2 separate regions of the Homo sapiens genome follow, and region 2 is linked to region 1. Evidence: read pairs that join two places in POLR2A ChIA-PET (ENCODE). Cell type or tissue: HepG2. All regions are shown on one strand. Links, peaks and the distances in the headings refer to the core of each region. The heading gives the core; the rest is flanking DNA. Region 1 holds the start of LINC02365 (long intergenic non-protein coding RNA 2365). Region 2 overlaps LINC02363 (long intergenic non-protein coding RNA 2363).

Region 1 (5,494 bases), core at 297-5,296:
AACTAATATTTTATGTGAGAGAAAGTGTGAGCAAACTAACTTGACTTTTAAGGCTAAAACTTAACATTCATAGAGGGGTGGAGTTTTAACTGTAAGGTGCTACAATGCCCCTGGATCTACCAGCATAAATATCTTCTGATTTGTCCCTATGCATATCAGTTGAGCTTCATATACCAGCAATATATCTGAAGAGCTATTATATAAAAACCCCAAACTGTTGATTATTAGCCAGGTAATGTGAATAAATTCTATAGGAACATATGAAAATACAACTTAAATAATAAACAGTGGAATATAAGGAAAGCAATAAATGAATGGGCTGAGCTGCCTGTAACTTGAGAGTAGATGGTTTGAGCCTGAGCAGAGACATGACTCAGCCTGTTCCATGAAGGCAGAGCCATGGACCACGCAGGAAGGGCCTACAGCCCATTTCTCCATACGCACTGGTATGTGTGGATGATGCTGCCAGGGCGCCATCGCCAAGTAAGAAAGTGAAGCAAATCAGAAACTTGTGAAGTGGAAATGTTCTAAAGGTGGTGAGGCAATAAAAATCATAGTACTCTTTGTAGCAAAATTCTTAAGTATGTTATTTTCTGTTGAAGTTTACAATCAAAGGAAAATAGTAATGTTTTATACTGTTTACTGAAAGAAAAAGACCTATGAGCACATAGGACTCTAGACGGCATCCAGCCGGAGGCCAGAGCTGAGCCCTCAGCCCGGGAGGCAGGCTCCAGGCCTCAGCAGGTGCGGAGCCGTCACTGCACCAAGTCTCACTGGCTGTCAGTATGACATTTCACGGGAGATTTCTTGTTGCTCAAAAAATGAGCTCGCATTTGTCAATGACAGTTTCTTTTTTCTTACTAGACCTGTAACTTTTGTAAATACACATAGCATGTAATGGTATCTTAAAGTGTGTTTCTATGTGACAATTTTGTACAAATTTGTTATTTTCCATTTTTATTTCAAAATATACATTCAAACTTAAAATTACCAATGTCTTTGAGTTTTTTGTTGCTGTTGTTTTTGATGTTGTGCCACTAATTGGAAGTTAAAATGTTTTTAATCAGAAGCTTGATTTGGAAGAGTCAAAGAGGAAGCACCAGAACCCTAGCCTAGTTTTTTGAGGTGGTGGCAGTTAGATCAGGGCAGACAGATCGCTTATGCTTCCCAAGTCCTCGCAGAAGTTCCTGACCCTGAAATGACCACAATGCCAGGAAGATACTTTGTTTGCATAGATCTCAGGCCTTAAATATGACCATATGTGTGAATTTGAAACTTTTTCCACAAGATAAGTGTCTAATGGGAAGAACAACCTAAGAGGATATACAACAAGCCGTTGATGTTTACTGATGGCCTCCTCTGGGCGCTGGGATTTTGACAGAGGAATTTGCTGTCTTTTTACTTCATATGCTTAGAAAAGGAATATAGGAAAGTGGGGTTGTGGGTGGTTTTAAATTTCTTCCAATATTTCTGTAATGAAAATATATTACTTTTAAATCAGAAACAAAATAAATTGTCCTAACTAGGAAAAGGAGACTTCTGTTTCTGAGGAGTAGAGAGTAGCATAAATGAGTTCTTTAAGGCCATATGAAAGCGGTGGTTCTATAGTGTTGAGGAAAATCTGGCTTATTCTAGTCTCCCTGTTAAGTAAAGAGGTTTCAGATACAAAGGAAAAGACCAGCAACCCAATAGGAAAATGAGCCAAGGACATGAACAAACAGTTCACAGAAAAAAGAAAACCCAAATGTCCCTTAAATTCAATAAACAGCTTGATCTGCATCATAATAAGAGAAATGCACATTAAAGTATCTGTCGTCTATCAGACCGGCAAAAACCCCAGTTTGGTGACATATTCTGTTGGCAAGATGTGGGAAATGTATACTCTCCCGTTGGTGGGAGTATGATACGGTAAAATACTCTGTGGAGGGGAATCTGACAATACCTATCAAATTATTCTTTGAAGTAGCAGTCCCATTTCTTGGAATCCAGCCTACCCATACACCTGTGTGTGTACAAAATTATATATGAGCTTTTCATCACAACGTTGTTTTGGTGTTAAAAAATGGCAGCAACTCAGCTGTGAAGTGTTCCGGGAAGTCAGGGACCCCGAACGGAGGGACCTGCTGAGGCTCTGACAGAGGAACATAAATTGTGAAGATTTCATGAACCTTTATCACTTCCCCAGTCAATACTCTTGTGGTTTCCTATGCCTGTTTTTGCTTTGATCTCTTGGTCCCGTCATCTTCGTAAGCTGAGGATGTCTGTCGCCTCAGGACCCTGTGATGATTGTGTTACCTGCACAAATTGTTCATAGGGCATGTGTGTTTGAACAGTGTGAAATCTGGGCACCTTAAGAATAGGATAATAGCGATTTTTCAGGGAACAAAGGAAATAGCCTTAAAGTCTGGCTGCCTGTGGGCCGGGCAGAACAGAGCCATATTTCTCTTATTACCAAAAATGGGTAAGAGAAATATCACTGAATTCTTTCTCCAGTAAGGAATATTAATAATTAACAGCCCTGGGAAAAGAATGCATTCTGGGGAGGGGAGGGGGCCTCTGAAATGGCCGCTCTGGGGGTGTCTGCCTTATGCAGTTGCAGATAAGGGATGAAACACACCCTGGCCTCCTGCAACGCCCCCAGGCTTGCTAGGATTAGGAAATTCCAGCCTGGCAAATTCTAGTCAGACCAGTTCTCTGCTCTTGAACCCTGTTAAGATGTTTATCAATGACAATGTGAGCACAGTGGGACATAGAAGTTCATTAGTGATTCCAGTTTTGCCCTGACCTTGTGATCTCACCCTGACCTTCTGCCTTGTGATCTTTCGTCACCCTTGAAGCATGTGATCTCTGTGACCCACACCTTATTTGTACACTCCCTCCCCTTTGAAAATTGCTAATAAAAACTTGCTGGTTTTACGGCTCAGGGGGCATCACGGAACCTGCCGACATGTGATGTCTCCCCCGGACACCCAGCTTTAAAATTTCTCTCTTGTACTCTTTCCCTTTATTTCTAGACCGGCCAACACTTAGAGAAATAGAAAAGAACCTATGTGAAATATCGGGGGCTGGTTTCCCCTGATAGTGAAGGAGACAGGTTAGATACACTGGAGCTTCCACACAGGAGAGAGGGAAGGAGCTGGAGAAGAAGGTGAGTTGGAAGATTTGGGGGTTTTGTTTTTAAGTGAGAGAGCTTTGAATAGGTTTAATGCTGATGGTGGGGATCCAGTTAAGAGAAACACTGAAAATTAACTAGAGGGAAAGGTAACTGACAGTATAGAGTTCCTAAGAACCCAAGCAGTAAATTCTAGCCTAGCTGGGGGTGGAGTGTGAAGAAGTGAAGAACCTTTTTTATTTTTTTTTTAATGGGCTGGGTGTGAAGCTACATTTGTAGTTTTGTGGCAGGAAGTTCCCTTACTGTAACTTCTATATTTTCTGTGAAGCAGAAGACAAGAACTCTGTTCAAAGTTAGGGAGATGATAGATTGAGGGCTAGAAGAGTAAGGCAGGCTTGAAACAATCATTGTCACGAATGGGAGTTGACCAGAGATTAGTAACGTTGCTGGGCCATGTGTAGGGGCCCATTTGAAACCAGCGATTACAAATGTGCAGTGGTTCCAGGCCGTGCGGCTGTGTGAATCTACCTGATGACCCTCGGCTGCTTGGGTACTGCCATGGATAGCGCATGTGTTGGCTTTGTCCAGCTTTGGGCTTTTTCCCACATTGATTTTAAAAAGACAGGAGCCACAGATTTTGGAGTACTGCAAAATGACTTTCCAAATTGATGAACCATGGACTCCAAGCTGGATAGACACAGAAATGAAAAGAAGGGACTAATAGGGAATAAGACGTGTGATCCATGGCCCGATGGCCCTGATGGACGTGAAGATCCACTGTTGTGGGAGGAGTGGAACACTAACACTGAATGATGGAGGCTGTGGTCAGAAACAGGTAAGTGATGGAGGCTGTGGTCAGAAACAGGTCAATGATGGAGGCTGTGGTCAGAAACAGGTCAATGATGGAGGCTGTGGTCAGAAACAGGTCAGTGATGGAGGCTGTGGTCAGAAACAGGTCAGTGATGGAGGCTGTGGTCAGAAACAGGTCAGTGATGGAGGCTGTGGACAGAAACAGGTCAGTGATGGAGGCTGTGGTCAGAAACAGGTCAGTGATGGAGGCTGTGGTCAGAAACAGGTCAGTGATGGAGGCCGTGGTCAGAAACAGGTTGAATTGGAGGGGCACACATTTGGTCATGAAAATGGTGGGACTAAGAAGAATGAAGTGGCATGCAAGAGACCATTATAGAAATGATGTGGAACTCAGGGTGAGGATGTTGGGTGTGTGCTCTTCTGTATGGACATTGACTTTATGCTAAAATGAGATTCACTATGTGGGAACAGTAATAAAATAATGTGGCTGGGCGTGGTGGCTCACACCTGTAATCCCAACACTTTGGGAGGCTGAGGCGGGCGGATAGCAAGGTCAGAGTTTGAGACCAGCCTGGCCAACATGGTGAAACACATCTGTACTAAAAATACAAAAATTAGCCGGGCATGGTGGTGGGCACCTGTAATCACAGCTACTGGAGAGGCTGAGGCAGGAGAATTGCTTGAATCCGGGAAGTAGAGGTTGCAGTGAGCCAAGACCATGCCTTTGCACTCCAGCCTGGGCGACAGAGCGAGACTCTGTCTCAAAAAAAAAGATAAGGTGACATAACTTAGTTGTGTTTACAAACTTTTGATTTTATGGATTTGAAAAAAATCCATCATTCATTTTTGCCAGATTTTTTAAAGCTATCACCCATTATTCATAACAAGAAAGACATTTTAACTCCCACCTCCTCATTTCCCTCTCAACCCCAAAATAAGTAGGGACATAATCCCAGATTAAAGGATAATACTTCCAAGGAAAGGCTTGTCACACATGCACACACACACATTCCTCAGGATCTAACATTTTGCAAGTTGAAACCGCATTCGGGAAGCAATACTCTAATCCACTAAAATAAAATTTCACTTAACACTTGAAATAAACTTGAACTCAAAAAATTTCTCTCCTTGGTGAGACTCAGGCAGTGAGAAGCAGCTGTGACTAGAAATGGCACTGATCTGTCCGTTAGAAACTTTTTAATAAAACATGCTTGTTGTGCCCTTTATTATGTCATCATTATCAGTAAGATGTCAGAACTTTCCATAGATTAAATAAATACTCCAATTTAAGTCATTTCTTTTCAGATTTGTCTGAATTTCAGTTGATCCAGAGCAAGAAAAAGTAAGTGTTCACATGTGAAAGTCTGTGGGTCCATTGCATAGACAATTAAGAAATAATAGATAACAGATTCAAGTCAAATGCAGTACGCATGTGGGTGTGTGGCCTAGGATATTTGGATTCCAGCCTGTTAAGCCACTGATAAAGTGATCTTGGCCAAATTACAACTTCTGTTGTCTACATTTGAAGACTCAGGCCCTTTCAGCTCTAATATTGTATATAAAAGTAAAAGG
Region 2 (5,247 bases), core at 248-5,247, 280 kb after region 1:
TCATACGTTCATCCGCCTCATCGCCCATGAAAACTCTCGTTTCTGGAAAACGAAGGGTGAAAAATAATTAGCTCATGGGAAAAGTAGAGGTGGGCAGACCATTCAAAACTTAACGGAACTTATAACCAGAGCCTTGTTACTATTACCAAGAACAGTAACGATGCTAGTTGAAATATCAGTATAATCGATACAGTTAAATCTCCACTGGCGTCACATCTCCCTCCCACCGTACATCCTTTGCAGTTTTATACCCTGGGCTTCTGATTTCCTCCTTGCAAATGAAGTGTTCTTTTTTTTTTCAACTTTTATTTTAGAATTAGGGGGTACGTGGGCAAGTTTATTACAAAGCTGTAATTTCATGATGCTGAGGTTTGGAGCACACATGAATCTGTCACCCAGGTAGTGAGCATAGTACCCAATAGATAGTAGTTTTTAACCCTTAACCCCCTCTCCTTCTCCTGCTTTTTGTATTCCCCAGTATCTACTGTTCCCATTTTTTGACCATGTGTACCCAATGTTTAGCTCCCACTTACAAGTGAAAACATGCGATATTTGGTTTTCTGTTTCTGAGTTAATTAACTTAGAATAATGTCCTCCAGTGCATCCATGTTGCTGCAAAGGATGTGATCTCATTCTTTTTTATGGCTGCGTAGTATTCCACAGTGTATATGTGCCACATTTTCTTTATGACATTTCTTTCTGAGACCGACCTGCTTCATTAAAATAAAAAATACAACCTGAAGGTAGCCTGTTTGGCCAAGCATTTCTTTTTAAACACCGGGGGATACGTCTTTGCAGATTCTTCATCTTCATTTGCAACTTTCCCAGATTAAAAAAAAAAAGTCCAGTTTAAAAGTATAAAGCACTCATGGAAGACACTTCTGCTGGTAGTCCGATTTTTTTCTTAAAGTTTTCAAACAGTGCTAAAGTTTTCTATTTAATTCTGAAAACCCTACTGCTCATGGCCTCAAAATATTAATCTGCTTGGAAAAACTGATGAACAGCAAACTGTAATTGGTAGATGCCATGAGGGCTGTTGGTTTAAATGAGGGTGGGAGCAGGTTGGGGAGGCCTCTTGCTGGAGGTGGGCTCAAGCTGAGCCTGGAGAATGAGTCAGACGGGAGCTTACAGCATCACTTTCCAGGTGGAAGGAGGAAAATATGGTGCCCGATCCAACATGGGGTGTCCCTGGTGGGCTTTGTTTGGCTCAGACACCCCAGTTGGTGTAGTCCTATTGGCCAGAGCAGCCGCTCTCCCACACCCACAGCTGCTGTTGGTCCTGGGCTTGGGCCTGGAGAAGCCCCTCTTCAGGAGGCTGGGCCAGCCCTATTCTCACACCTAGAGATAGCGCAGCTCCCTCTCTTGGCGTTCAAGCCTCTTGGCCCCTAATTCCCCCTTCAAAGCAGCCTCCTGAGCTTTTGAGGGATTGTCACTCTTGGAGGAAATAAAAACGTAGAAAAATATAGCAGAGCACTCTAGGGAATATGTACTTTCTCAACTTTTCTAGCCACCATCCTTTAAGCAATTATAATGCTTCCGGCTATCACAGGACATTGAGAGGGAAAAGGCCTCATCGACATACCAACTACAGGCCAGGTGGACCTTCGGTGCACACACACCCCAGCGCCCACAGAGATCCAGGCCTCCTGTGTATGAATGTGTGCCATGAATTTAGACCTATTTCTCGCCTTCCGGGCTCTCTATTCCTCATCCTCCATCCAAGTGGCCATCTTGTGCAGGTAATTCTTTTCTCTCCCCTCACCCTTTCCCCCTGCTTCTCCCTACTCTCCCTCCCCCTGTTTCTCTCTGAGTCTCTTTCCCCCTTCTGCCTTCCAGTGCATCCTCTGCAATTTGAGGTGACCCTCTTCTCCAGCTGCTGCTGCAGAACCCCAAGTGTGGTCCCCACACCCCCTCACGGTACACTTCAGCAGGAAGGTGCTTCTGCGTCCCCCTGTCCTCATCCTCCACTGCAGCTGTCCTGCTTCATCTCTTCCTCCTGGACTCAGGTTGGCCTTGGGCCCTGCTCCAAAAGGAGCACATTCACCACAGCTTCAGACTTCCTCCTGCTGCCGCTGCTCCTCGGAAGCAAACCTGGTGACTGCTGATGTCCAGGCCTAGACCATGCCTGGCAGAGCAGCCATGGGGTGGAGAAACAAGTCCTCAAGAGGGCTGCGAGGAGAGGCACAGAGACGGTCAGGGAAACTGAGGTCACACAACTGGGAATAAGAAGGTGGGGTGCTGGGGGGCTTGTCAATGTGGTTCTTCCACAGAGGATGGAAAGCCCCTTCATTTCTGCCCAAGAAAGTATCTTCAGCATTCACCGAAATCTCCCCAAGAGGGAAGCGCCGCAGGAAGGGGAACTAGGAAGGAAATACAAGCTGGTGCTTACTCCATCCCCGTCACAAAGAGGCTCAGAGAGAGACTTGGGAACGATATGCATATGCAATTTTTTAAATCACTCATTCAAGAAATAATAATGAAAAATGAGTTATAGGCAATGGATTAGTAAGTGCTGATCAGATTGACTATGTAAGTGAATTACATTCAAATTACATGTGAAGGAGCTCTATCAAGGGCAATTATGGGTCCTTCGAGAGGCTTTAAAAAGAGGAGGGATGAAACTTGGTTAAAATGGGGGCTCGTTAAAGGCAAGAGGAGTACAGAATGGTTGAGGTAACTTTCTCTGTGCCCCACTGTCAGCCCTGCTCTGCCAAGCAGGCTTGCAGGTGGGGATATTTGCTTGCTCTGGGTTCAGCAAGTCCTTGTGCTGCCTTGCCTAACCTGCTTCCGAGGTATCGGGTTTTAAGCTGGTGTGGCAAGAATGATATTGGCCTTTGTGTTCTAAAGGAGTGGCATGAAGCACAGTGGACCTTGATCTTCAATTGACGCCACAGTCTCCCTAATCCACTGATCTCCAATCATCCCACTAGATTAGCCACCCTATCAGGCAGTATTTTTCCATGTCCCATGTGCTCAAGGACGAAGCTTTAAAAGCAAGCTTGGAAGCTTATGCGATGCAGTACAGTGTCGGGGGTTGGCAGGGGAGAGAAAAGCAAAGGACTTACATTTGTTTTAGAAATTGCTGCCAAAAGATAAGCTTGTCTGTGCAACTATATGACTTCTGACACTGAGGCAGGGAGGATTGTGAAACCAGGATAGACAGAATTTCAGCCAGCAAATAAGTACACGTTCACTTTAGCCAGGGGGTGGGGTGGGGAGGCGGCTGGGAAGGGACTGAGTTTATGAAGAGGCCTAGAGTAATAGTTTCTGAAGCATTACTTATCTAGTGCTAGGCGGCAGAGTTCATTTTGTTTGTATGCGGTGATTACTTGCAGTCTACATGCAGAAAACCAGTTTATCTAATGAAGCGCAGGACTACAAATAGAGGTTTCTTAATAGAACCAGGCGACTGCCATGGGCCTCACCCTGACCGCTGGGTCACAGAGCCTTACCATCGGGGACTAGGCTTTGGGAGGCACTGAGGCAAGTTGGAGAATTAGAAAAGGAGTCAGCCATGAGTTATGTCCTGGCTATTACCGAGAGATAATCTAAAAAATGAAAATAAAGCTGCATATCAGGAGTTGGAAGCAATGTTTTACTGAAGGGCAGTCCGGAGACATGCATTTTGTTTCCAGGTGTTCAAATGCACTTCCTCTTGCTGAGGGGGCCCGAAAGCCTCCCGCTGGCTGCTCTGGGTCCCAGGTGCGTCCAGACGTTGCCAGACACACCTCTGTCAGGTGAGGCAGGCTCCAAGGGAGGAGGCCTTGGCTTTGTTAATTTTGCAGAAGAGCAGGGACTTTCATGACAATTTTTTTGATCTAATGACAAGCTATTTCCTCTACCATTAGTGTCCCGAAGGGCAAATTCTAAAGCCAAGGCCATTTGATAAAGCCTGGGGAATTTATTGCAAGGCAGATGGACACAGCAGCAGCACATAAGAGCACACGCGTGGGGCTCCAGCCCGGCCACGGGGAGACCTTTTCTCAGCAAAGGGCAGCACTGCTCGCTTTGCTGGGGCAGCCCTCCCAGGAAGATCCCAGAAGAGATGGTCTGAGGTGTGTGAACACTGTGAATGTCATGGACAAAGCTCAGCGTGGGACCCCATGGGACTTCAGGTTATTAAGATGTAAATGTTGGCCAAAAGCTTATGTGTGAATTTTATTTTTAAGTTGTGACTTCCTTCCTCTCTGCCTGGGCCAGTGCACAAGCAGGAGGAGGGAGAGTCGGTATTACTCTGCAAGAGCTGTTTCTCCAGGTTTCTGGGTGTGTTCTTGAGTGAATAGAAATCTGACACCACTGAGAATTCACTGACAAAGGCTTTCCGTCTGCAAGGCAGTGTGTCACGCACTGGCCCTGACCAATCCCATTTGGAGCTGAAGACTCCAGAACATGGCGGAAGGTCATTTCTGCAGCAGTGTTAGCTGTTCCACAGCTCAAAGAGGAACTAAAATTAAAGACAGGAAAGCAACATTGTGAAAATGCCTATGGCAGCCACTGAGAGTTACAAAACAGCCTCAACTATCTCCTAAGAAATGATCACTGGGGATGCATGTTTTCAAACTCTCATTGGATGCCCTGTATGCACCTGTTGTAAAGTCGAGAAATCACACCAGCACCAGCACTGCTTTCCTGATCACCTGTTGAAAATGTAATGGACACGAAATACCAAAAACGGGATTAAATTCCCCACCAAGAGGACATCCTTTTCGTGTCAGCGGCTTCCCAGTAGCAGTTTTTCACAAAATCGTGTTTAAAAACATTTTTCTATAGGCAATATTCACCTAGAATGGAAAACGTGGCTAGAATAGCTTATTTTATGATCTTAGATTTTCTCTGTGTTGGTGTGTCTCTCCTCCCATTTCTGAGTTCTGTTTGGCTTAAATGTGTAATGATCTGACCACTGAGCTTTGTCACAGAACTAGGGTAGGAGGACAAAATATTGAGTTAGGAGAAGTTTTCAACCAGCAATTTCCCAATAGTACATGATTTCCTTTTTTGTCTTCTTTTTCTTCTTCAGAGGAGAGCAGGGTACATTCTGGAGTGAGGACATGACTACAAGTTGTAGGCAGGAAATACTGTTTCATGACACCAAATTTTAAAAGAAAGAGACTTTAGAAAATGGTCATATTTTGGCCGGGCACAGTGGCTCATGCCTGTGATCCCAGCACTTTGGGAGGCCGAGGTGGGAGGATCACTTGAGGTCAGGAGTTTGAGACCAGAGACATGGTGAAACCTCGTCTCTATTAA

The links. Peaks named below come from ENCODE experiments on the same cell type or tissue, not always from the same donor. Only the 100,000 strongest peaks of a DNase experiment are listed, where the experiment ranks them.
Region 2: POLR2A ChIA-PET joins it to region 1 with 14 read pairs; 3 of 35 experiments call an interaction of 5 or more read pairs at or near these places.

What each region holds. Positions count from the first base shown.
Region 1 is chr4:184,623,192-184,628,685 of GRCh38, reverse strand. CASP3 (caspase 3) reads left to right here. Exons shown (of 8, transcript NM_004346.4): 8 at 1-990. It overlaps LINC02365 (long intergenic non-protein coding RNA 2365), which reads left to right and starts at 3,814. Exons shown (of 2, transcript NR_131967.1): 1 at 3,814-3,947. RefSeq lists an enhancer at 2,460-3,041. In HepG2, for the core only: no CTCF peak of the experiment used is centred there; DNase peaks (open chromatin) are centred at 2,265 and 2,775; H3K4me3 peaks cover 3,617 bases.
Region 2 is chr4:184,346,581-184,351,827 of GRCh38, reverse strand. LINC02363 (long intergenic non-protein coding RNA 2363) reads left to right here. Exons shown (of 3, transcript NR_040108.1): 2 at 1,550-1,739. Among named protein-coding and RNA genes, the nearest start is that of LINC02363, 4.8 kb to the left of the region's middle. RefSeq lists enhancers at 3,931-4,280, 4,361-4,410, 4,158-4,452. In HepG2, for the core only: no CTCF peak of the experiment used is centred there; a DNase peak (open chromatin) is centred at 2,937; H3K4me3 peaks cover 1,367 bases.